3 separate regions of the Homo sapiens genome follow, and all the other regions are linked to region 3. A link is a loop called in an ENCODE intact Hi-C map of the cell type or tissue named here. Cell type or tissue: HCT116. All regions are shown on one strand.

The links. A loop is a pair of places that touch in the nucleus more often than their neighbours do. Peaks named below come from ENCODE experiments on the same cell type or tissue, not always from the same donor. Only the 100,000 strongest peaks of a DNase experiment are listed, where the experiment ranks them.
Region 1: a loop joins it to region 3, with 12 times the contacts of the local background. A loop is called at or near these places in 12 of 110 quality-filtered maps.
Region 2: it touches region 3 in a loop (9-fold over the local background); 2 of 110 quality-filtered maps call a loop at or near these places.

What each region holds. Positions count from the first base shown.
Region 1 is chr15:78,104,000-78,111,999 of GRCh38, reverse strand. It overlaps SH2D7 (SH2 domain containing 7), which reads right to left. Exons shown (of 6, transcript NM_001101404.2): 6 at 7,638-8,000. CIB2 (calcium and integrin binding family member 2) reads left to right here. Exons shown (of 6, transcript NM_006383.4): 3 at 724-835; 4 at 2,618-2,765; 5 at 6,066-6,261; 6 at 6,668-7,394. The coding sequence ends at 6,689. Among named protein-coding and RNA genes, the nearest start is that of SH2D7, 15 kb to the right of the region's middle. RefSeq lists an enhancer at 7,903-7,972. In HCT116, a CTCF peak has its summit at 3,486 (motif pointing right); a DNase peak (open chromatin) is centred at 3,529.
Region 2 is chr15:78,734,999-78,742,998 of GRCh38, reverse strand. It overlaps the pseudogene LOC646934 and the pseudogene DNM1P37. Among named protein-coding and RNA genes, the nearest start is that of ADAMTS7, 72 kb to the left of the region's middle. RefSeq lists enhancers at 1,581-2,560, 2,561-3,540, 7,437-7,938. In HCT116, CTCF peaks have their summits at 2,144, 2,346 and 4,687 (motif pointing right); DNase peaks (open chromatin) are centred at 2,378 and 4,708.
Region 3 is chr15:77,907,348-77,915,347 of GRCh38, reverse strand. It overlaps the pseudogene DNM1P9 and the pseudogene GOLGA6FP. Among named protein-coding and RNA genes, the nearest start is that of TBC1D2B, 170 kb to the left of the region's middle. In HCT116, CTCF peaks have their summits at 4,493 (motif pointing left), 4,699 (motif pointing left) and 6,969; DNase peaks (open chromatin) are centred at 4,547 and 6,967; H3K4me3 peaks cover 472 bases; H3K27ac peaks cover 992 bases.

The DNA of each region.
Region 1 (8,000 bases), 200 kb before region 3:
GGTCCCGATGGCCCCCAGTTAGAGAGTTTATGGGTGACCCATTCATAGGGGCTTCCTGAGGGTGTGAGGACTGCTGAGAGCTCTCCCAGAGAGACCCAACCCTCAGGGCTTAAGTTGGGGTGGTGGGGCCACGAAGTGGGCCCAGGCTTTGATGGACCCTCAGGAGTGTAAGGGGGAAGAGTGGCTAAGAGTTTCTGCTTGGATTTCCCATCTTGGGCTCAACCCATGGCCCTTGATGCTCCCTAGTTATGTGGCCTTAGACAAATCACTCTTAACCTCTTCAGCCCTGTTTGCTGAGCAGTAAGCTGGGGTCAGGATGCATCTGTCTGCACAGTGATGTGGAGGAGGATTAAATTAGGTGATGTGTTAAGTGCTTAGCACAGTATCCTGAGCATAGAAAACCCTTATGAGAGCCCAAAGGAGAAAAAATTAAAAGATTTGGACCCAGGCCCAAGGAGTGATGGTGGTGGTGCTGATGGGGTGGGTGTGGTGGAAATAGGGAGGCCTGGACACAACCTGGTTATCAGCACAGAGGTCTGGGCAGAACTCACCTCCCTCCCAACTTCACACCCTGTGGGCAGAGCAGAGAGCCTCCCATTGGCCCCTTACCTGGTCCTGGCTGAGGATGTTCTGCAGAGGCAGAGGCCTAGGCAGGACAGCACCGGGCTGCTGGGGCTTAGGGATGGCACCCCCTCCAGCGCTTTTTCTCTGCTTTCCTCCAAGGCTGCATTCGCGATTCTATGAGCTGGCCCCCAACCTCGTCCCAATGGACTACAGGAAGAGCCCCATCGTCCACGTGCCCATGAGCCTCATCATCCAGATGCCAGAGCTCCGGGTATGTGCAGGACCTCTTGCTGGCGAGCAGGGGATCTGTGCCTCTGGACCAGCAGCAGAGGCCCCCAGGTCTAGGCTGAACCCAGCTCCACCCTTTGTGTCTGCGTGGCTCTGAGCAGATCACAGAACCTCTCTGTGCCTCAGTTTCCTCATCTGTACTCTGAATAAATAAGCTATGTGGGCTCTGTAAGGGTGCTGTACATCAGTGGCCACCCAACTGCAGGCCATGGGCTTGTGCTCATTTGCTTGTCCCTTTGTTAAGTGGCCCCAAGCCTGCTGTAGTTGGCAGACCTGTGTCTGCTTTGTTAGATAACTTTTCTGTCTCCCCGTTGTCTGGCTGTGGCTTCTCACTGAGGTCAGCATGGTGGTCATCCATAGCATCATTTCTCAGACTTTAACGTACCTGTTAAAATTTAATTTTAAACTCCCCAGGGATCTTGTCCAAATGCCAATTCAGGCTCAGTACATGTGGAGTAGAGTCAGGATTCTGCTTTTCGAGCAAGTTCCCAGGTGAGACTGATGCTGCTGATCCTCAGACCATATATATCTGAATGTTTCGTTTCATGAGTTCCTTATCCATAATATGTAAAGTGCATTCAGCATTAAGAAGGCATTTGGGGCACAACTCCCCATTGCAGTGGGACTTCGTCAGTAGCCCCTTGCCAGGCCTGGGATGTGTGGCTTGAAGGTGGAGTCAGAGTGCTATATGGCATCCACTTGGGGCCTGCACTCTGGTTGTGACCTCAGTCCTGAGAGACAATGGGCCCCAGGCTCAGCCCTGGACCAGCACCCCGTCTGGCCCAGCAAGGGGCTCAAGAGCAAGCTCAGAGGGTTGCTGGAGCAGGTGAGACACTCATGGGTAGGACCCAAGTGGTCTGTCTCTGAGCCTCCCGCACTGGCCTGGGCTGGGCACGGAATGGCGCTAGCCAAGCGCTAGCTCAGTTGGGATGGAAGGGCTGCAGGATGAGTGATTTGGGGATCTAGGAAGGCATCCGTGTACAGCTCCCTGGGAGAGGCAGCATCCAAGGTGGTCTAGGGGAGAATTCACAGGAGCAGAGTGACAGCAGACCTGGGCCTGAACTGGCTGTATGGCTCTTGCTGCTTGACTGGTCCAGTTATCTGACCCCACATCCACCTCCCACGATCCTGGCCTGACACGGCCTGAGCTGAGGGCCACCAGTGCCCTGGGCTGTCATCTTCTTCTGCTGGGGACAGAGCCCTACACATCCAGGCAGAGCCTCTGTGTGCTCTTCTGGGTAACAGGACGAATCTGTGCTTCTGCTTCTGCTTCAGATGAGGCAGTGCCTCCAGTGATAACACACTGGCTGTGCTCAGCATTTTTTTTTTTTTTTTTTTTTGGAGACATGGTCTTGCTCTGTCGCCCAGGCTGGAGTGCAGTGGGACGATCATGGCTCACTGAAGCCTCAAACTCCTGGGCTCAAGTGATTCCTCCACCTCAGTCTCCCAAATAGCGGGACTACAGGCGTGCACCACTGTCCCTGGCTGTGCCCATCTTAATGATGTGACATGACCCAGTAGAATGCTTCCTGAGCTCTTACATGTGCCGGGCCTGGTACCAACACCTTACATACTTTAGCTCATTTAATCCCATCACAACCCAATTAAGAAGGTGTTATTATTATTCCCTTTTTACAGATGGGGAAACCGAGGCTCAGAGGGATTTGGTCACTCCTCCAGGGTCACACAGGCTGTCCACAGTCTGGCTCCGGGGCCCTCCTGCTTATCCTGCACCCACAGTGATTGCTGTGTGTGTTTTCTTCAGGAGAATCCCTTCAAAGAAAGGATCGTGGCGGCGTTTTCCGAGGATGGTGAGGGGAACCTCACTTTCAACGACTTTGTGGACATGTTTTCCGTGCTCTGCGAGTCGGCTCCCCGAGAGCTCAAGGCAAACTATGCCTTCAAGATCTATGGTAACCAGGGCTAGAGGAGGGGGCCTGAATATGCGGTGGGGGAACATGTGGGGCCCTTAGGCTGTCTGGTTACTACTGGCTCCTGCCCTAGGGACACCAAGAACAGTGAAGCTGATCTGTCCTCTGAAGAGTGCCTGTCCAGTGGGGTGGCCAAGGGAGACGATCAGTCCCTGAGAGACATCTGTGAGGGTCCTGAGAACGAAGGAGGGAGGGACTCACCCATCCCAGGTCGGGTGGTTAGTGTGAGAGGGGTCCCAGGCATGACCTTTAAGCAGGGACTAGCAGAGGCTTGGACTGGAGAAGAGGGGGCTGGCAGACCTGACAGAGGGCGCAGCCCATGCAGACACAGGGAAGCGCAGAGCTTGATAAGGAGATGGGAGGAACTTGGAAGGTGGTGGGACAGGGGGCGGTATGAGTCTGGAGAGAATCTGGGGCCAGGCTGTGGGAGCCAGCCACAGAGTTTGGACCTAGTGATCCAGACACCAGGGCCACTGCAAGGTTTCCAGTGAGGAAGGGCAGCTCTGTTTTCTAGAAGGATCACTCAGCAGCTTTGAGGTGTAAAATGGAGGAGCCAGAGAGGCTGCCTAGGCCATGGTGGTAAGGCCAGGCCTGCAGGGGGGCCTCTGGAGCCCCCCCGAATACTGCCTGAGGTAGGGCCACCTGGATTCACCCCGCCCAGCTCTGCCCTCAGGCTGGCTGTCTCACCAGCCACCAGAGGGCGGCGGGCACTCATGAGCCAAGGACTCATGCTTCTCCCACAGCCACAGGGAGAAAACTTCATACCCACGAGCTCACCCCCTCTGCTGGCCTGACAGACCCATGGGGACTGGTGTCAAATCCTCAGATAGACCTCAGTTGAGATGCCTAAGGCCTAGGAAGGGGCTGGGACCCAACTTGGACCTGAAGAGTCAAGGTCAAAGCTCCTGTCCTCAGCACGTTTGATCAGACACTGGATCCCAAAGGCAGCAGGGCCTATCAGGGGCTGACATTTTGCTTTCTTTTTTCTTTTCTTTTCTTTTTTTTTTTTTTTTTTGAGACAGAGTCCCACTGTCGCCCAGGCTGGAGTGCAATCGTGTGATCTCGGCTCACTGCAACCTCTGCCTCCCGGGTTCAAGCGATTCTCTTGCCTCAGCCTCCCAAGTTCAAACGATTCTCCTGCCTCAGCCTCCTGAGTAGCTGAGATTACAGGTGCCCGCCACTACACCTGGCTAATTTTTGTAATTTTAGTAGAGATGGGGTTTCACCATGTTGGTCAGGCTGGTCTCGAACTCCCGACCTCAGGTGATCTGCCTGCCTTGGCCTCCCAAAGTGCTGTGATTACAGGTGTGAGCCACCACGCCCAGACTGACGTTTCACTTTCTAGTTATCATGTTTATTTCAGAGGACTTTGGTTTCTGTCTGTGCACCCACGTTTTGCTTGCATATTAGAAAGAAAATACCTGCCAGTCTGCCCTCCACAAACTATGCCCACATGGCTCATGTAAAAAGCTTCTCAGATTCCACCCAACATCCGCCCGGTCTTGGACCCCATAGCATTGCTCCTGGGACGGGCTGCTGTCTGCCCAAGACAGGGGCGTGCAGATCGCATGGACCGGGTGGGCACAGGAATACATGGAAGAACTGTGGCTTCCTTGCTGCTCTAGGCTGGGGGTGGAGTGGGGAGAGGCAGCCAGGGCCCTCCTAGTCTGGCGCTGGGGAGGCCTGGGGCCTCATTTGCAACAATGATCATCTCACTTCTGAGCCTCAGTTTACTCAGGTTAAATGGCCACAGGAATTCAGCCAGCCAGCCAGCAAATCTTTCCAGAGATTTGCTATGTCCCATGCCATGGGCAGAGATGAATACTCCCTGACGCATACCCTAGAGTTGTGCCCAGGCCTCTGCAGAGATAGACAGGGCAGAGTCACCCCAAGAGCTTGGGCTCTAGGGTCCAACAATGACCGGGATGTGACCTCAGGCAGGTACCTCTCCTTTTCACCTCCCTGTTTCTTTTTTTATTTTTGAGATAGAGTCTCGCTCTGTCAACGAGGCTGGAGTGCAGTGGTGCGATCTCAGCTCACTGCAAGCTCCGCCTCCTGGGTTCACGCCATTCTCCTGCTTCAGCCTCCTGAGTAGCTGGGACTACAGGCGTCCACCACCACGCCCGGCTAATTTTTTTTTTTTTGTATTTTTAGTAGAGACGGGGTTTCACCGTGTTAGCCAGGATGGTCTCAATCTCCTGGCCTCGTGATCCACCCACCTCGGACTCGCAAAGTGCTGGGATTACAGGCGTGAACCACCGCGCCTGGCCACCTCTCTGTTTCTTCATGTGTATAGTGGAGATTCAATTGTGCCTGCCTCATAGTTTTGTTTTGAAAATTAAATGAGAAAGAGCATATAATGCTCACATGATGGGTCTTTGTCACTACCATTAATGTCAGAGTTTGCCAATGGGCAACAGAAGCTCATTTGCGGGGAAGAGGACCCTTATCGCTAGAAAGCCCCGCCACTGGGAGGTGATGTGTGAGCCAAAATTTGAAGGATGACCAGGAGTTTGCTGGGAAGGGACCCCAGGCAGAAGAAACAGCACATGCGCAGATCTGGTAGTTGGGCTCAAAATGTAAGAAGAGAGAGTTCACTTTGATGTGGCCAGGCATGGCTCGGTCCTCTGAACCATTTTGCTGTGCTTTGGGGCAGTGGTAGTGCCTTTTGCTGGGTAGAATCAAACCATGTTCCCTGCTCTGTGTGCACAAAGGCCAGGCACAGGCCCCTCTCTAAGGGTCTTTTGATTTTGAGTCTCCTGACCCACCGTGTCTTCTGGTCACACACCACTGAGGCAACGGGGTGCAGTTTAGAAAACATGGGTCTTAGAGTCCCATAGGCCCTAGTCAGAATCCCTGCTCCATCTCCGAGTGGCTCTCCCACCTTGATTCAATCGCATGGCCTTTTTGGGCCTTAGTTTCCTTAGCTCTAGAAGTCTAAAGGGAACACTGGGTCCACTGTGGGCTAAGGCCAGGAAGGGCTATCTGGCCTAAGCCTGAAGTTCTCAGGAAACCTCAGATTTGGACTTTTGACCTGCTTCAGGATGTGGTTTAGTCATTGTGGGGTTGTTGTTGGTGGTGGATGTGGGTGTTTAAGCGATGCCTGGTGGGTAAGCCCTCTTGGGGGCAGGGATCCAGTATCCCAAGAGTGTGCATGGAGATGCTCTGGGGACATCAGAAGCTGGTGGAGGTAGTGGGGCCAGCTAGGAGGAAGAGCTATAGTGTAGGGGTCCCTGGGTGCACGCAGCCTGGACTTGAACATGTCCAACCCCTGCCCTACAGACTTCAACACTGACAACTTCATCTGCAAGGAGGACCTGGAGCTGACGCTGGCCCGGCTCACTAAGTCAGAGCTGGATGAGGAGGAGGTGGTGCTTGTGTGCGACAAGGTCATTGAGGAGGCTGACTTGGACGGTGACGGCAAGCTGGGCTTTGCTGACTTCGAGGACATGATTGCCAAGGCCCCTGACTTCCTCAGGTGCTGCCACTACAGGGGCCGGGCTTGGGCAGGGCAGAGCAGGGCAGGCCGGGATGTTGGGGCTGAGGCCCCTATCACTCGCTATTTGTGAGCAGTGGTGTGCGGCCAGGAAGCAGGAGGTCACGTTCAAGCCACCCTTGCCCTAGACGTGTGACTGGCCTTTGTCCCCTGCAGGGGGAAGGTTGAAGACCTGGGGGCCCCTTCAGTGATAAGTGGGGGCAGAACTCCCTGGGCACCGCTGTTCCTCCGTCTTCCCCCAGTGTTGATTACCTGCATCCACTATGCAGGGTTCCCTAATGAGGCACTGTCCAGCATGGGGCTGGGGCCTGCTGTGCTTTTCCCTGAGGAGCCTTTACCTGCCCGACCCAGGGCCTCTCACCCTCTCTTGCCCTTTCTCTCTTTCTAGCACTTTCCACATCCGGATCTGAGGACACTGCCGAGGCTGTAGGGGCCTAGAAGTCCACCATCCTGCCCTGCAGTCACATGGGTGTGGCCTCCAAGCTCCCCAGGAAAGCAGTGGCAGCCTCTGGGGTTTACACCACAAATATATCCTGTGGCCCTTTCAGCAAAAAAAAAACCTTAACCAGGAAGGGGGCCTGTGAAGGTTAGGACCCTTCCCACAGCCCCGCTGTGGTCCAGCCCCGGGACCCATGGCCTCTCTCCAGGCCCTCCGCACCCCGCCCCATGCCCCAGTCCTTTCCTACTCCAGAAATGCTCCCCACCCCCCCAAAGAGGGAAAAGCAGATAACCCAACAGGAGGTGGTGGGGTCTGACGTGTCCAAGTGCTGGCAGACACCCTGGTCACCCAGGACAGAGCGGAAAAAAAAAAAAGAGGTCAGGGTTTTAACGAGCTATGCAATCTTTTTCCAAAACCCAAGGTTGGGCTGCTTCCCACCCCTGCCTGTTCCCCTTCTCCCGGCCTCCTTCACAATGTGAAGCTGTGGGTGCAGTGGGCCCAAGGGCTCTTGCTCCTGTCTCTGCCTCTGGGTCATGAGTACCACCCTGCCTGCCTCCCCAACACCGTGGAATCCTCACTGGTGTGCTGTCCACAGATTTGTGAACTCCTGGTAGTAAAACACTTTTGCATCCCTTTGCTCTCCATGTATGCTAATGTTAGGAAATGTTTGAGGGTACCTTTGCTTCTGATCCTTGAAATCCCACCATTGGTGTCTCACCTCTCGGCATTAGGCAGTGCCTCCTGCTTTAGGCACTAACTTTGATTTCAGTGCGTGTGCCATCGGGAGGAAAACACATTCATGCCCCGAACCTTCCGTGAATTCCCTGACAGTATCTCTGGTTAACATTTGGGAGTGCTAACCACTCAGGCACAGGGACAGTTGCTTCAGTCTCAATCCTTAAACCCCCAAGGAGGGAGGGACTCTTACAGGCCTATATTTCAGGAAAAGCTGCATAGCCAAGTGGTCACTAAGAGTAGATTTCCCACAAATGCAACCTGAGCCCGCTCTGCCCAGGGTCAGGGCAGGGAGGAGGGGCACGTATGGTGTTCTCTCTGGAGATGATCAGTCCTGTTTTCTGCATCCCAGGCCTGGGGGTTGTTGGGAGTGGGGTAGCAAGCCAGCTGTCCACCCTTATAGAGAAGGGGACATGTGGATAGGAAGGGAAGTGACACACAAAACAGGAAGTTTCCTGAGGGACAGAGTTCCAGGAAGAGCCAGCCTGACCTGAGGGTACAGCTGGAGCGAAGAGGCCTGAAGCAGAGGATGTGGCTTCTGGCCCTC
Region 2 (8,000 bases), 830 kb before region 3:
AGAACACATGTCCCAAGGAGCTTTCCTCTCTTTAGAGACAGGCAGGCGGACTCTCACACCATGAGGTGCCCTCTGGGCTAGGGGGTACCCAGGGCTGGATGCAGGGGCGGCCCTCGCCCACAGGAGGTGCTGGTGGGTACTGACATGGAGGCCACCAGGGGGTGAGGGTGTCCAGACAGAGGACCTAGCATGTGCCCAGGCCCAGGGTGTGACCGGGGGCAGGTGCAGGGCTGCTGTATCTGGAAGGCTTCCTGGCTCTGCCAATGATAGGCTGTGGCTGGATCAGGCTTCATGTCAATTTTTAACATTTAATAAATTTTGATTATGTAACTAAACATTGTGATAAAAATTGTGAAATATAAAAGTTAAAAACACAAAAACCAGCAAACCCCTTCTCTCCCCAAGTAACTACTTCAACAGTATTTTCAGACTTTTTTTCTCATGTATCTGCAGCTATAAACTTAAGTTGCACAAGATAGTATCCTTCCCCATATTCTGTTTTGAAGCTGGATTTTTCACTCAGCAGTGAATAGAGGCAGGCTTTAAACAGGCCACGCATTGTGAGGGCCCTGGGAAAGGAGACTGACCATGTTGCTGGGTGACCTAGGGCAAGTCTCGCCCTCCTCAGAGCCTGGATTTCCTCAGTCCGGTGAAGGGCAGGAAGGGCTGCAGTAGGACTACATCAGCGCTTCCCAAACTCAGAACCGCCACGTGGAGCTGTGTGAGCTGTCACTGCACAACCCCAGGGGCAGGAGCATTCTTGTCACGGCCTCTGTGAGTGGGGCTCCTGCCCAAAAGTGTGCTGTGCCAACCTGGGGCCCACAGGAGGATTTTAGGCGATATGCGGATGAATTGATTTTAACCATTTCCTTCTATCTGTAGTGAATGAGACCGATTCTCACCGGGAGGGCGTGTTAAACCACAGGTCACTGAACCCACGCCTCAGAGGTTCTGATTCAGGAGGTCTGGGGTGGCGCCTGAGAATCTGCATTTCTAACAAGTTCTCAGCTGATGGGGATGCTGATGCTGCTGGCTCAGGGACCACACTTTGAGAACCACTAACCACAAGTTTCTTTTTATTCATTTATTTAAGGCAGGGTTTTGCTCTGTCAGCTAGGCTGGAGTATAATGGTGCAATCACAGCCACTGCAGCCTCGACCTCCCAGGCTCAAGCAATCTTCCTGCCTCACTTCCTGAGTAGCTGAAACCATAGGAACATGCCACCATGCTGGATTTTTTTTATTTTTTGTAGAGACGGAGTTTCACCATGTTGTTCAGGCTGGTCTTGAATGCCTGGGCTCAAGCAATTCACCTGCCTTGGCCTCCTATAGCAAAAGTTTCCTTTTTAAGTACATTTATTTAGGTTTTAAAAATGAGTTAACTTAAAGCACATGAATAGATCCTCAACACTAACCACTGGGGAAATGCAAATTAAAACCATAGAGCTTTGTTACCCAGGGGGTGGTCAGTGGGCCAGCAGCATTGGCTCACCTGGGAGTTTGTTAGACATACGGACTGGCAATCTCACCCAGCCCAGCTGAAGCAAATTTGCATTTAACAAGATTTCCAGGTGATTCCTATGCTCTTTGAAGTTTGAGAAGCACTACCCGGGAGAGGAATAGAGATTATCAACTTCAAGCCTACTCTTGTCCAACAGTTGAGCAAAAGAGTCACAGCTGACCTCTCCCGCCATCCTCAGAATCATCTGTGGGGAGGGTGGGGCATAGGGTGGAAGACCTTCAAAGTCCGAAGAGTTTGACTTTTGGGGCTCAATGCTGCAGGCCATAGGGAGCCATGGAAGGCTCTCAGGTGGGTCAGACTCTCTGACCTGAGGTAAATAAATGACAGCTGAACATTAGCGAGCAAGCCCTGTCTCCATGAGCAGCACCGGTGGTCCTCTGAGCATGCCAGGCATGAGTGTGCAGGGAGCTGGTGCAAATACCTCTGTGTTTGGGTGAGCTTCTGTGTTGTGACTCTGCTCACATGTGTGCTTCAGTGTGCCAAGTGGCTGCACACCCCAGATCTGTGCTGCACGTGCCAGCCAGTGAGGGTGCTGGGTACCAGGATGTGGCGGGGAAGGAGGCGTATGCGTGTTGTGGACATGTGTGTTAGCGTGTGCATGCCGGCTGTGCATGCTGTGGGGCCTCATAGCATGTGTGTGCACACCCCGGCATGTGCGTGTGTGTGTGTCCCCCAACCCCAGGCCTGCCCCACCCATGCGTGTGACCTGTCATGTTGATCTGATGCTTTCAGAATCACTATCAGTGGTCCCTGAGGAGCATCAGCCATGGTAGGTACATGCCTCACCGCCTGCTCCATGAACGGTGTTCCTGCCCCGCTGCACCGGCTCCACACGGGGGCGCACCTGGGACCTCAGATCCAGGCTCCCTGCCCCTCCCTTCTGGAGCTGCAGATTTGCTCTTTCCTCTTTCTGTCCTCGTGCTGCTGGCTCTCTCACCTCCCTTCCCTGCAAGCCATGGGACTCAGCGCCACTGCCCAAGGCCTCCATGGCTGAGCCTGGGGGCTGTTGGAACAGTCTCCATGCCCAAGCTGGCAGACATGGGTGCTCTCTGTAGTCATCAGAGAGGGCAGAGAGCTCATGATTTATGGTGTAGGGGCTGGGAGCTTGGACGGGGTTGTGTGTGCGGCTGGACTCTGAGGCAGCTAGAGGTCTAGGAACGTCATCCTGGGCACGCTGTACCTGTCGTGCAGTCTGAGTCATGCTGCCAGGTCAGGGTATCCAGATCCCAGCCTGGGAGTGTCAAGAGTCAAACCCACTGCAGAGGAGGGGTGATAGTCAGGGTCCCACCTCCTCTATCTGTTGGCAATCCCTGGTGATCTAGGATAAAACCTTAAGAGTCCCATACACACGGTCATCCCACAACACACTTCACAGGCCAGGCAGGGACACACAGCCCCCTTCCCTCCCTGCCAGGTACCACCGCAGCTGCTAGCGTGTGACTGAAGGCAGGGTCCCTGGCCCCCACTGAAGCACTATCGCCGACCAGCAGGCTCACGCACCTTGGCCTGTTGCTCCTAGGGGTCGCCTGTGCTATTCAGCCAAGGGGACCACAGTGCCTGCTGGCCCAGCTGAGCTCCGCCTAGCGAGCCCACCTGCCTCTCCTGCCATGGACTCTCCCTCTTCTGCTTTTCCCAGCAGGAAGGACCCAGCCTCAGCTATGAAACTTGCAGCCCCCCTCACCCCGCAACCAGCTGAGGCTCCCCTCTTAGACTTATAAGTCTATGGCCAGTGGCATCCGGCTACCTGCCCTCCCTGCCTTCCCCAGGGTCCCTTCAGAGGACCCTGGACTTTCTCACCACCAGAGGGGCCTCTGGTACTCACTCCAGCCATCCATCCCTTATAGCTTCACCATTTTGGTTCAAGCAGTGTTCCTTATCAGGCCAGGTGGCTGTTGGGTGGGGCTCCCCAAGCAAGAGGTGGCCCTGGGCCAGTGGGTTGGAAGGCAGGGTGACCAGAGAAGAGAGAAGCCCAAAGCGGCTGAGCATTGGTCTGAAGTGTGGGTGCACTGCCTGGGTGCCATGGGAGAGGCCAGTGTGTGTGAGCTGGGGAGGGCTGCCGCAGCCCCCAGGCACTACCTGTGAAGCTCTGGCTTCTCCCTCCATCTTCCTCCCCTTTCCCTTCCAGCCCCTCTTTTCCAGGAACCTTTGCTACACCCGCACCTGCGCGCTCCCCTCCCCGGCCCTCCCACAGCTGCTGCGACATGCCCGTGCTCTGCGCTTGCATCACCAGCTCTCTGCTTGCTATTCTCTCTCCTATTTTCTCTCTGCTTTTCTCCAACTGCCAACTGATTGGGTTAGGCAAGTCCATCCCATCCTGAGAGCTCCAGCCCCACTCCAACCTCTAAACAGATCCTCCTCTTCTCAGAGACCTCCCTTTCCAAGCCTGCCTGGGCGGGTGTCCTGTGACTTGACAGTGGCTCCCCAGCCCCAAAGCCAGCCCCCTTCATCTGTGACTTAGTCTGTTGTAGTGGTGAGCTGACACATCCAGGTGTGACCATTGCTGAAAACTTGTGGCCCCTCTGTGGTATGCCCCTGCCTTGTTCTATAAATAGCTATAAATACTCATATATATATAAATATAAATATATATATAAATATACATATATATAAATATATATATAAATATACATATATATATATATATATACACACACACACACCTACATATGGCCGACCACCTCGCCTCTAGCACTGGGAATCAGTCACCGTGCTGTCCTTGTGGAGTCTTGTGGCCCAACAAAAGGAAGGTCTCCCCTGACACTGCCCCTCCAAAGTGTGCCACCTCCAGTGAGCCTGCCTGTCATGCCCAGCCTGTGGACAGCCAGCCCCCGCCATCCGTCCCACCCCCCCACCGTCCCACCCCCCGCCATCCCTCCCACCCCCCACCAAGCATGGGGGTGCTGTGCAGGCAGCTGTGTGGCCTGACAGTCTCTACCAGCCCTGGTGTCCCTTGGCTGAGAATCAAACCCATTTCTGGATGATGGGGAATGTGTCCTCTGCTGGCTGTGTTCTCTGTGGAGCTGAGGGGAGGGAAAAAGCCAAGCCATTTCTAGGGTGCTGTTGGGAGCGGTGAAAAGGCCACACCCTTTCCAAGGGACACTTCCTGGAAAGCCCCTGGAGCTTAGCTGGCTCTTATCCTGTGAAGCTGGCTCTGGCCACTAGGGGGCAGGACCATGAACTCAGCCTGGAGGAGCCTGCGGGGCAGCTGACACTCTAGAGGGCCAGACAGAACAGGCCACCCTGTGCAGACAGGAGAGGGAGGCAAGGGGACGGAACCGAAGACGACTGGGGTGAATGGAAGTCAGTGGCCTTGGGTGCTCGTATCTGCCTTCCCGGCCACCGCTAGATCAGGCTTCTGAGCCTGTTGGCTGTCAGGGCCGGACTGTGCCCCATAGGCGCCATAGCAATCCCCATGCAATCTACCAGGTGTCACCAGGCAGCATACAGGTAACAGGCCTGGAAGGTCCCCAACAGCCCAGCTGGACATGCTCACTCTGGGGCTCTTCATTCAGTGGCGCAAACTCCAGGACCCAGTGAGGGAAATGGGAACCCACCAGGCTGAGCAGTATGGCTAAATCCATTTATTCCAAAATGGAAAGCAAAATAAACAGGAGTCACATCACCAAGGCAGCCAGGACCCCATCCCCTCCTCCTTCCTCTGTCCTATGCTATCAATAAATAAGTTTCCCAGCCGTAAATAATGATTAGAACCTCCTCCTCATATGCCAGCTCCAGCCTCTGGTAGGTATGATACAAGGGGTGGCCCTACCCCCCGGAATATACAAAATGTTACACAGATACTATGTGTACACTGGGGAAGGGGGGCCACCCCAGCAGCCCGAGCCCTCACCTGCTCTACAGTTAGCCCCACTGTCCCGCCTCAGCTGCCTCTCTGAATAAGATGGGAGCCCCCTGAGGGAAAAGTTGCTTTGGTGAGAGTAGGGGAGGCCATCAGGCCTCCTCCAAACAAACCAACTCCGCCAGCCTCTGGCTCTTAAATAACAATCATCATCATCCAGAAATTTAAGGACTCAGCCCTGGTCAGGTGCCAAAGGGTCTGTTTATCTCCCCCCATTAGGCAGGGATCTTGTCTTGCCACCCTAATGGTAAAGGGGTGACTGGGAAGGGGTGGTTGGTCCATGGCGGGGGCGAAGTCTCCAGTCCCACTTCTCCAGGCTTGTGCCGACAGAGACCTGCTTTTATTTTTATCCCATGACTTAAAAAAAAATCCCGTAACTTCCTTTTCATAACTTTTTAAAATACTTTTCATAAAACATTTTTCTACTTTTTTTCACAACTTCTTTTGCCACAACTTTTCCACAGCATTTTTTATCCCATAACTTTTTCATCCCACAACTTTTTAAAATTCCCGTAACTTCTTTTTAGTTTGTTCCTTTAATAAACACACTTGCATAGTTACATTACAATTTCATAAAAATAAAAACTGATTATCTCATGCCAACTGTCCCCAGCATTTTCACAGTCTCAATACTCTTAATACTATAGTTTTCAAGACACATAAAATTTTAAGGCAAAAACAGCACTTTGCAACAATTTAATAATTTATTACATTACAGTAGCATCACAGTAGCAGTGAATAATCCCACTTTAGGCAGTTTCCGTATTTCCATTATACATTCTGTTTACAGGAATTCATCAATTGGTAAAAGTCATTCTAAGAAAACTTGGCAAATAAAGGTTTGGACTTGAATTGGCATCTCTTTCTCTACTTTTCCTTCCTCCAGTTTCTTTGTTTTAAACTACTGTATTCATATTTTAAAATGTTATAATCTCAGCCACCGCTTTGCCCCAAGCTTCCTGCTGCTGCAGCTGGTCCACGAGCTGGGTCTGCAGCAGTAACTGCCTGTGCAGCGCCTCCTTCTCAGAGGTCAGCTGCTGATAGGTGGCCACGTACTGCTGCAGGTGACCCAGGTACTAGTCTCACTGCTGCTGCAGACTCTGAGACTCTTGGCTCTTCATCTCCACCTGCAGGAAGACCCTGGGCATGAGGGCACATGGTGGCTGGCTTCCAGGTTCTGGGCCCATTAATAGGGTAGCTAGGGCACTGTGGGGCTCTGTCACCTGCCCAGGACCCTGCTCCCTTGCTCCAGGCCTAAGAGGCTTCCTCCCTTGCCTAGAACCCCATACCTCCTTCCCCAGCCTCAGATCTCATGTCCTTCTTCCCACCATTTAAACTGTAGGCCACAGACTGGTGGAAAAGCAGAGGGAGCCAACCACCATCTGCTAAGTGTGCTACATGCCTAATGCTTTCCAGGTATTCTCTCATTCAATCCTCAGCACCTCTGCAAGGAAAATGCTAACTTCCTTTTGAAGTTACAGAAACAGAGACTAAGAGATGAACAGTAGTTGAATGGTGACCAGTGGAACCGAGGTCGGAATCCAGTTTGAATCTAAGGAGGCTTTTTTGTTTTGTTTTGTTTTGTTTTGAGACAGTGTCACTCTGTGGCCCAGGCTGGAGTGCAGTGGTGCAATCTCAGCTCACTGCAACCTCCACCTCCCGGGCTCAAGCGATTCTCATGCCTCAGCCTCCTGAGTAGCTGGGATTACAGGCATGCGCCACCATGCCTGGCTAATTTTTTATTGTTGTTTTAATTTTCGTAGAGATGAGGTTTTGCCATGTTGGCCAGGCTGGTCTCAAACTCTTGACCTCAAGTGCTTCTCCTGCCTCAGCCTCCCAACGTGCTGGGATTACAGGTGCAAGCCAATGTGCCCCGCATAAGGAGCCTCTTGTACCACTGTCTCTTCCCCCGATTGGGGGAATCCATGCCTCTAGCTGGGGGGATGATGTCCAGACCTGGGAGGAACCCAGGGCTACCCACCTCTAAAAGTCAGAGGGCAGGAAGCAAGAAACATTCATAGGGCTGCCCTGGAGGGTGCTGGGGTCACCTGCCCCCCAGCTGGAGCTGCCTTTGGCCTGGCACCTCCCTTCCCCAGAGGCTGGTGCCCGCCTCCCAGCCCTTCTTGGATGGGGTGGAGGTTACCATCTCCTTCACCTCGCCTGGCTTCTCCTTCAGCTCCTTTACTTGCTTCTCCAACTGCAGTGTGCTCTTGTTCTCGTTGTTCTGGACAGAAACAATCAGTGGCCATCCACTGCAGCGGGAGACCCCTGAACTTGGTGTCTGCCTCCCATGTCACTGGAAAGGTGGAGGCAGGTTAGAAAAATCATCCCCTCTCCCCCACAGCCATCAGAGGAGGGCCTGATGAGCTCTGGCTCACAGGTGCCTTTAGAAGTACCATTTCATGTGAGGGCTGCACTGCCCCGTTTTACAGGTGGGGAAACAAAGGCCTGGAGGGATAGGGATGAGGGCAGGCTCCCCAGGTGGGGCAACCCACCAGATCCTCGAAGCTGCACTGTGGCTCGGCCAGCTGCTTGTCGAGCTTGTGGTTCTGGGAGAGTGTGAGCCTCTCCTCCTGCTTTCGTAGCCTCTCCTTCTCCCACAGCCTCTTCTCCTGGTCCC
Region 3 (8,000 bases):
CACTGTGCTCAGACCCCCGCCTCCCTCTCTCCAAAGATTTTTATGAAGTGAGCCTGGACAACAATGTGGAGCCTGCACCAGGAGCGGCCAGGGAGGGTTCTCCCCATGACAACCCCACTGCACAGCAGATCGTGCAGCTGTCTCCTGTAATGCAGGACACCTAGGAGCACCCAGGCTTGCCCAGCAAACCCTGCGTGCCATTCTTTTACCAGGCAGCCGAGAACAGGGAGATAAACATCATCATCTTCTAAGAGCTGGTCAAGAAATTTAAAACAACAACAACAACAAAAAGTTACAGGGTTCATCTCCTACACAATTCATTTACTCCATTTGAATGCTAGAGCCACTCACATTTATTTGTGTTTCTAATTTACCGTTTAAATTTATTTGTAAAAAGTTAAGGGAGAGTTGGTCTTTCCCTGATGTTCTTTCTGGCATCCTTTAGCATTTTTATTTTTTACTTGATAATTGTAGGTCATTAGCACGCATATCGAGTTTGCCCTTAGGTGGTGGGAATTCATACACACAAAGACCCACTATTTGCACAAAACTATTCTTGCTGGTTTGGAACAGGCTGCCATGCTTTTTAAATGTTATTGCAGCACATATATTCATTACAGAATTCAGATAAAATGTGCTTATGTTCTGCTATTACGTTTGATTGAATCCTAACCACAGTGAGCTCTTCATTAGCTCAATATGTGGTTTGCCCTCAAGTGCGCACTGTTTATTACTTTGTAATATGCCACTGTGAGTACTGACATTTAGAGTTGTTTAAAGGCCGAGAACTGGAAACAGCCTTTCCCCTATTTTCTGTGTATTGGGGATGGGAGTCATAACATTTTGGGGAGCTTTTTAAATCTCACAGAAGAGGAAAGTGGCCTGCTCTGGCAGGTGTGTGCAGGATACAGTGTGTTTCATTTGTTCTGGTGCCAAGAATGAGCACTGTACTATGGTAGTTCCCTTAGGATTTGTGTGTGCTCTGGGCTTATGAAGATATTGCATCATGAGCTGCAGCAGTTGTACCCTTTCTCGATGACCTAAAAAGGGATTATTTCTGAGGAATGAAAGGCTCCCATCATTGACTGTGGATGTGGAAAACCTTTTCTAGCGTAGAGCATTTATATCTACAATACATTTTAAAGTCAGAGTTCATGTTACCTGTTTTAATCACATGAGTATATGTCCCAGTACACAAAAGGGCACCGGTTGGCATTCTTCTTAAGGTATTTAGTGAAGATCATAAGAAATCCTTTAAGAGTTTAAATGTCCCTGGAAGAGGCATACGGGCGCTAGTCAAGAATGAATTCGAGTGAAGGAAAGCTGTGTGACACCTGGCCTTCCTCTATGTTCATGGAGCTTCTTTGAGGCTAGAAGATTGATTTTATCATCTAGACCTCTCTGGCTAATACCTATTCTTCAACCACATTAGTTACTCTGACATAGGAATTTACTTCTTTTCTTTGAATGGAAAACACTTTAAAAATAATAACAACCATTATTATAAACCAATATATGAGAGAGTACTTAGTTGAAACAAAAAGGAGTTTTAGTAGACAGTATTATACTACATATGAAAATCAAGGTGAAGTTTATGCAACTTAAAATGTTTACAAGCTGCCGTGCAATCTACTGTTTGTGAGTGTCCAAGTATTATGAGGAAAAGTGTCTATACAATCACAGAGTTATGCTTCCTCACAAAGTTCTTCACAAAGAGTGAAAGATGTTTTTATACCTCTCGGTTTCAGTTAGAGGCATATTTTGTGCCATATTTATGTTAATGTGCCTATACATGATGAATGAGTTATTTCAGTCATACATTGCCTAAGTCATAACTTTAAGATGCTTGGGAAAGAATCAACAGCTAAAATTTCATGAAGTTCTAATGTCTGTGTTCCAAAATACGTCACATTATTAGGATGCAGGGAGAGATGCGTGTGCGCTCCCTGGGGTGGGCATTTCTAGTTACTAGACCATCTCCATTTTTACCACTTGACATCCTCACGATACTTTTATACATATGACATTAATAGGAGAGCAATAATACGATTTTACAGATGGAATAACAGATGTGCCTGCATTCACTGAAATAGTGCAAATATTAAGTCCTTGTGACTTCAACTGACTCTTCCAAATTGAATGAATTTATCAATGCATTAGATGAACTCAGTTTCAGAATTATAAAGAAAAACTGTTAGACCAACGAATGTGGCTAATTAACAGTAGGACGATTTCTAGCCTGAGGGTTTAAAATGGACTTAAAGACCTGTTCTTGCCTTTTATTTTCTGAACTTGCTGCTTTTGCATTCTTTGAGTTCAGTTTAAAGACAGTTTAAGTCCAATTTAGACCCTCAGGCTAGAAATCATATCACTGTTAATTAGCCACCTTATTTGGTCTAACAGTTTTTCTTTATAATTCTGAAGGTGGGCTTACCTAATACATTGATAAATTATTTTGAAGGTATTTTTATATCTTCACTTTTACCCTGATAAAGATAAACGACTAGGAATGACCTTCAGATAGCCTTTAGCACCTGTAACCAATCTGACAATAATGTGTTCATCAGGTACCTGTGGATTAAATCACACACTGGCATATTTAAGCTGAATGTCAGTCTGGAAAATGAATGTACTATATTAACTGAAATACCACTCTTTGTGTAGGTATTTTGTCATATACTTAAGAAAAATTAAATAGAATGCAAATCATATGACAATAACTTAAGTCTTTCTTCAAAGTGCATGCGGTCCTTTGCAATACCTCATTCAGCCAAGTATTTGTTCTCTTCCTCATTCAGTATAAGGCAGCTTTCAATTTGCTTAGAAGGCAACATTAGAAGGGTAGAGTTTAATCAGAAACATAGAATTTTAAAGTGTGGGTTCAACTGAATAAATTTGAATTTCTGTAGGAAGAATTAAAAACCTATTTAAAGATTGCAATATATAATCATTTTTAAAGTATTTGATTAAACCTGATAGGCTTTCCAGAAATGAAAAAAAGTCAGTTCTAAAACCAAAGCTGATATTTAGAAAATGTGAAAATGTAAATCAGTGCTATCCATAGTATAGTTTCTCTAAAACTTTATCTTAAACAGTCATTTTAAAAGAATATAACTATTCAAAAACGTAACTGCTATCTTAAGTTTTAAAATAAGTTAAAACATTTTAAAATATGAATACTGTAGTTTAAAAGAAAGAAACTGGGGGAAGGAAAAGTAGAGAAATGCCAATTCCAATGCAAGGCTTTATTTGCCAAGTTTTCTTAGAATGACTTTTACCAACTGATGAATTCCTGTAAACAGAATGTATAATGGAAATACGGAAACACTGTTGCCTAAAGTGGCATTATTCACTGCTACTGTGATGCTACTGTAATGTAATAAATTATTAAATTGTTGCAAAGTGCTGTTTTTGCCTTAAAATTTTGTGTGTCTTGAAAACTATAGTATTAAAGGTATTGAGACTGCGCAAATGCTGGGCACGCTTGGCATGAGATAATCGGTTTTTATTTTTACAAAATTGTAATGTAACTATGCAAGTGTGTTTATTAAAAGAACACAAACAAAAAAGTTACAGGTATTAAAAAAAGTTGTGGGATGAAAAAGTTATGGGATAAAAAATGCTGTGGAAAAGTTGCGGCAAAAGTTGTGGAAAAAAAGTAGAAAAATGTTTTATGAAAAGTTTTTGAAAAAGTTATGAATAAAGTTACTGGATTTTTTTAAAAAACTCAAGGGATAAAAATAAAAGCAGGTCTCTGTCAGCATAAGCCCAGAGAAGTGGGGCTGGAGTCTCCATCCCTACCATGTTCTTACCAACCCTTCCCAGTCACCCCTTTACCATTAGGGTAGCAAGACAAGACCCCTGTCTAATGGGGGGAGAAAAACAGACCCTTTGCCACCTTGACCAGGGCTGAGTCCTTAAGTTTCTGGATGATGATGATTATTATTTAAGAGCCAGAGGCTGGTAGAGCTGGTTTGTTTGGAGGAGGCCTGATGGCCTCCCTACTCTCACCAAAGCAACTTTTCCCTCAGGGGGCTCCCATCTTATTCAGAGAGGCAGCTGAGGTGGGACAGTGGAGCTAACCGTAGAGCAGGCGAGGGCATGGGCTGCTGTGGTGGCCCCCCTTCCGCAGTGTACATATAGTATCTGTGTAACATTTTGTATATTCCGGGTGGTAGGGCCACCCCCTGTATAGTACCTAGCGGAGGTTGGAGCTGGCATATGAGGAGGAGGTTCTAATCATTATTTGTGGCTGGGAAACTTATTTATTGATAGCATAGGACAGAGGAAGGAGGAGGGGATGGGGTCCTGGCTGCCTTGGTGATGCGACTCCTGTTTATTTTGCTTTCCATTTTGGAATAAATGGATTTAGCCATACTGCTCAGCGTGGTGGGTTCCCATTTCCCTCACTGGGTCCTGGAGTTTGTGCCACTGAATGAAGAGCCCCAGAGTGAGCATGTCCAGCTGGGCTGTTGGGGACCTTCCAGGCCTGTTACTTGTATGCTGCCTGGTGACACCTGGTGGATTGCATGGGGACTGCCATGGCGCCTATGGGGCACAGTCCGACCCTGACAGCCAACAGGCTCAGAAGCCTGATCTAGCGGTGGCCGGGAAGACAGATACCGGCACCAAAGGGCACTGACTTCCATCCACCCCCGGCATCTTCCGTTCCGTCCCCTTGCCTCCCTCTCCTGTCTGCACCGGGTGGCCTGTTCTGTCTGTCCCTCTAGAGTGTCAGCTGCCCCGCAGGCTCCTCCAGGCTGAGTTCATGGCCCTGCCCCCTAGTGGCCAGAGCCAGCTTCACAGGATAAGAGCCAGCTAAGCTCCAGGGGCTTTCCAGGAAGTGTCCCTTGGAAAAGGTGTGGCCTTTTCACCACTCCCAACAGCACCCTAGAAATGGCTTGGCCTTTTCCCTCCCCTGAGCTCCACAGAGAACACAGCCAGCAGAGGACACATTCCCCATCATCCAGAAATGGGTTTGATTCTCAGCCAAGGGACACCAGGACTGGTAGAGACTGTCAGGCCACAAAGCTGCCTGCACAGCACCCCCATGCTTGGTGGGGGGTGGGAGGGATGGCGGGGGCTGGCTGTCCACAGGCCAGGCATGACAGGGAGGCTCACTGGAGGTGGCACACTTTGGAGGGGCAATGTCAGGGGAGAGCTTCCTCTTGCTGGGCCACAAGATTCCACAAGGACAGTATGGTGACTGATTCCCAGTGCTAGAGGCAAGGCGGTCAGCCATGTGTAGGTGTATATATATGTATGAGTATTTATAGATATTTATAGAACAGGGCAGGGGCATACCACAGAAAGGGCCCAAGTTTTCAGCAACGGTCACACCTGGATGTGTCAGCTCACCACTATGACAGACTAAGTCACAGATGAAGGGGGCTGGCTTTGGGGCTGGGGGAGCCACTGTCAAGTCACAGGACACCCGCCCAGGCAGGCTTGGAAAGGGAGGTCTCTGAGAAGAGGAGGATCTGTTTAGAGGTCGAAGTGGGGCTGGGGCTCTCGGGACGGGATGGACTTGCCTGACCCAATCAGCTGGCAGTTGGAGAGAAGCAGAGAGAAAATAGGAGAGAGAAAAGCAAGCAGAGAGCGGGTGAGGCAAGCACAGAGTACGGGCGGGCACGCTGCAGCAGCTGTGGGAGGGCCAGGGTGGGGAGGGTGCAGGTGCGGGTGTAGCAATGGTTCCTGGAAAACAGGGGCTGGAAGGGAAAGGGGAGGAAGATGGAGGGAGGAGCCGGAGCTTCACAGGTAGTGCCTGGGGGCTGTGGCAGCCCTCCCCAGCCCACACATGCTGGCCTCTCCCATGGCACCCAGGCAGTGCACCCAGAGTTCAGACTAATGCTCAGCCGCCTTGGGCTTCTCTCTTCTCTGCTCACCCTCTCTTCCAACCCACTGGCCCAGGGCCACCTCTTGCCTGGGGAGCCCCACCCAACAGCCACCAGGCCTGATAGAGAAGGAACACTGCTTAAACCAAAATGGTGAAGCTATAAGGGCTGGATGGCTGGAGTGAGTGCCAGAGGCCCCTCTGGGCGGTGAGAATGTCCAGGGTCCTCTGAAGGGACCCTGGGGAAGGCAGGGAGGGCAGGTAGCCGGATGCCACTGGCCATAGACTTTAAGAGGGGAGCCTCAGTTGGTTGCGGGGTGGGGGGGCTGCAGGTTTCATAGCTGAGGCTGGGTCCTTCCTGCTGGGAAAAGCAGAAGAGGGAGAGTCCGTGGCAGGGGAGGCGGGTGGGCTCACTAGGCGGAGCTCAGCTGGGCCAGCAGGCACTGTGGTCCCCTTGGCTGAATAGCACAGGCGACCCCTAGGAGCAACAGGCCAAGGTGCGTGAGCCTGCTGGTCGGCGATAGTGCTTCAGTGGGGGCCAGGGACCCTGCCTTCGGTCACATGCTAGCAGCTATGATGGTACCTCAGAGGGAGGGAAGGGGGCTGTGTGTCCCTGTCTGGCCTGTGAGGTGTGTTGTGGGATGACCGTGTGTATGGGACTCTCAGGGTTTTATCCTAGATCACCACTGGATTGCCAACAGATAGAGGAGGTGGGACCCTGACTATCACCCCTGCTCTGCAGTGGATTTGGCTCTCAGCACTCCCAGGCTGGGAGCTGGATACCCTGACCTGGCAGCATGACTCAGACTGCACGACAGGCACAGCATTCCTAGACCTCTGGCCGCCTCAGAGTCCAGCCCCACACACAACGCCCTCCAAGCTCCCAGCCCCTACACCATAAACCACAAGCTCTCTGTCCTCTCTGACAGCTCCAGAGAGCACTCATGTCTGCCAGCTTGGGCATGGAGCCTGTTCCAAGAGCCCCCAGGCTCAGCCATGGAGGCCCTGGGCAGTGGCGCTGAGTCCCATGGCTTGCAGGGAAGGGAGGTGAAAGAGCCAGCAGCACCAGGACAGAAAGAGGAAAGAGCAAATCTGCAGCTCCAGAAAGGAGGGGCAGGGAGCCTGGATCTGAGGTCCCAGGTGCGCCCCCGTGTGGAGCTGGTGCAGCGGGGCGGGAACACCGTTCATGCAGCAGGCGGTGAGGCATGTACCTACCATGGCTGATGCTCCTCAGGGGCCACTGATAGTGATTCTGAAAGCATCAGATCAACATGGCAGGTCACACGCATGGGTGGGGCAGGCCTGGGGTTGTGGAACACACACACATGCGCATGCCGGGGTGTGCACACACATGCTGTGAGGCCCCACAGCCGGCATGCACACGCTAACACACATGTCCACAACACACATACGCCTCCTTCCCCGCCACCTCCCGGTGCCCAGCACCCTCACTGGCTGGCACGTGCAGCACAGATCTGGGGCGTGCAGCCACTCAGCACACTGAAGCACACACATGGGCAGAGTCACAACGCGGAAGCTCACCCGCACACCGAGGCATTTGCAGCAGCTCCCTGCACACTCGTGCCTGGCGTGCTCAGAGGACCACCGGTGTTGCTCATGGAGACAGGGCTTGCTCGCTAATGTCCAGCTGTCATTTCTCCACCTAAGAGCCTTCCATGGCTCCCTACTACCTACAGCATTGAGCCCCAACAAGTCATACTCTTCGGACTTTGAAGGTTCTCCACCCTATGCCCCACCCTCCCCACAGAGCTCTTCCTCATTCCGTCTCTGTTCCCTGCTTTGGCCAGTGGCTGTCCTGGATGCGGCCCACACTACACCTCTGCCCACACTGCAGCTCTGTACCCAGATACCCTCCAATTCCTCGCCACATAATTCTATCTCAGTCATGCCCCGGACTGCGTTGAAGCCAGGCTGCCTTGGAGAAGCTCTCCCAGACTGCTCTTTTCCCCAAGGGAGGGTCATGATTTGCCAAATGTTTCGCATGTGTTAGCAAGACTGGAGTCGGAGCAGGCATTAAACCTTACATCCCATATGTCACACCTCACCATAAACCTGGGTGTCAAATACTCTGAAGAGTCTGAACTCACATTGGCAGTTAGCAAAGTGCTCCTACGGCCACATCTGCAGTTAACACAGCATCCCTATG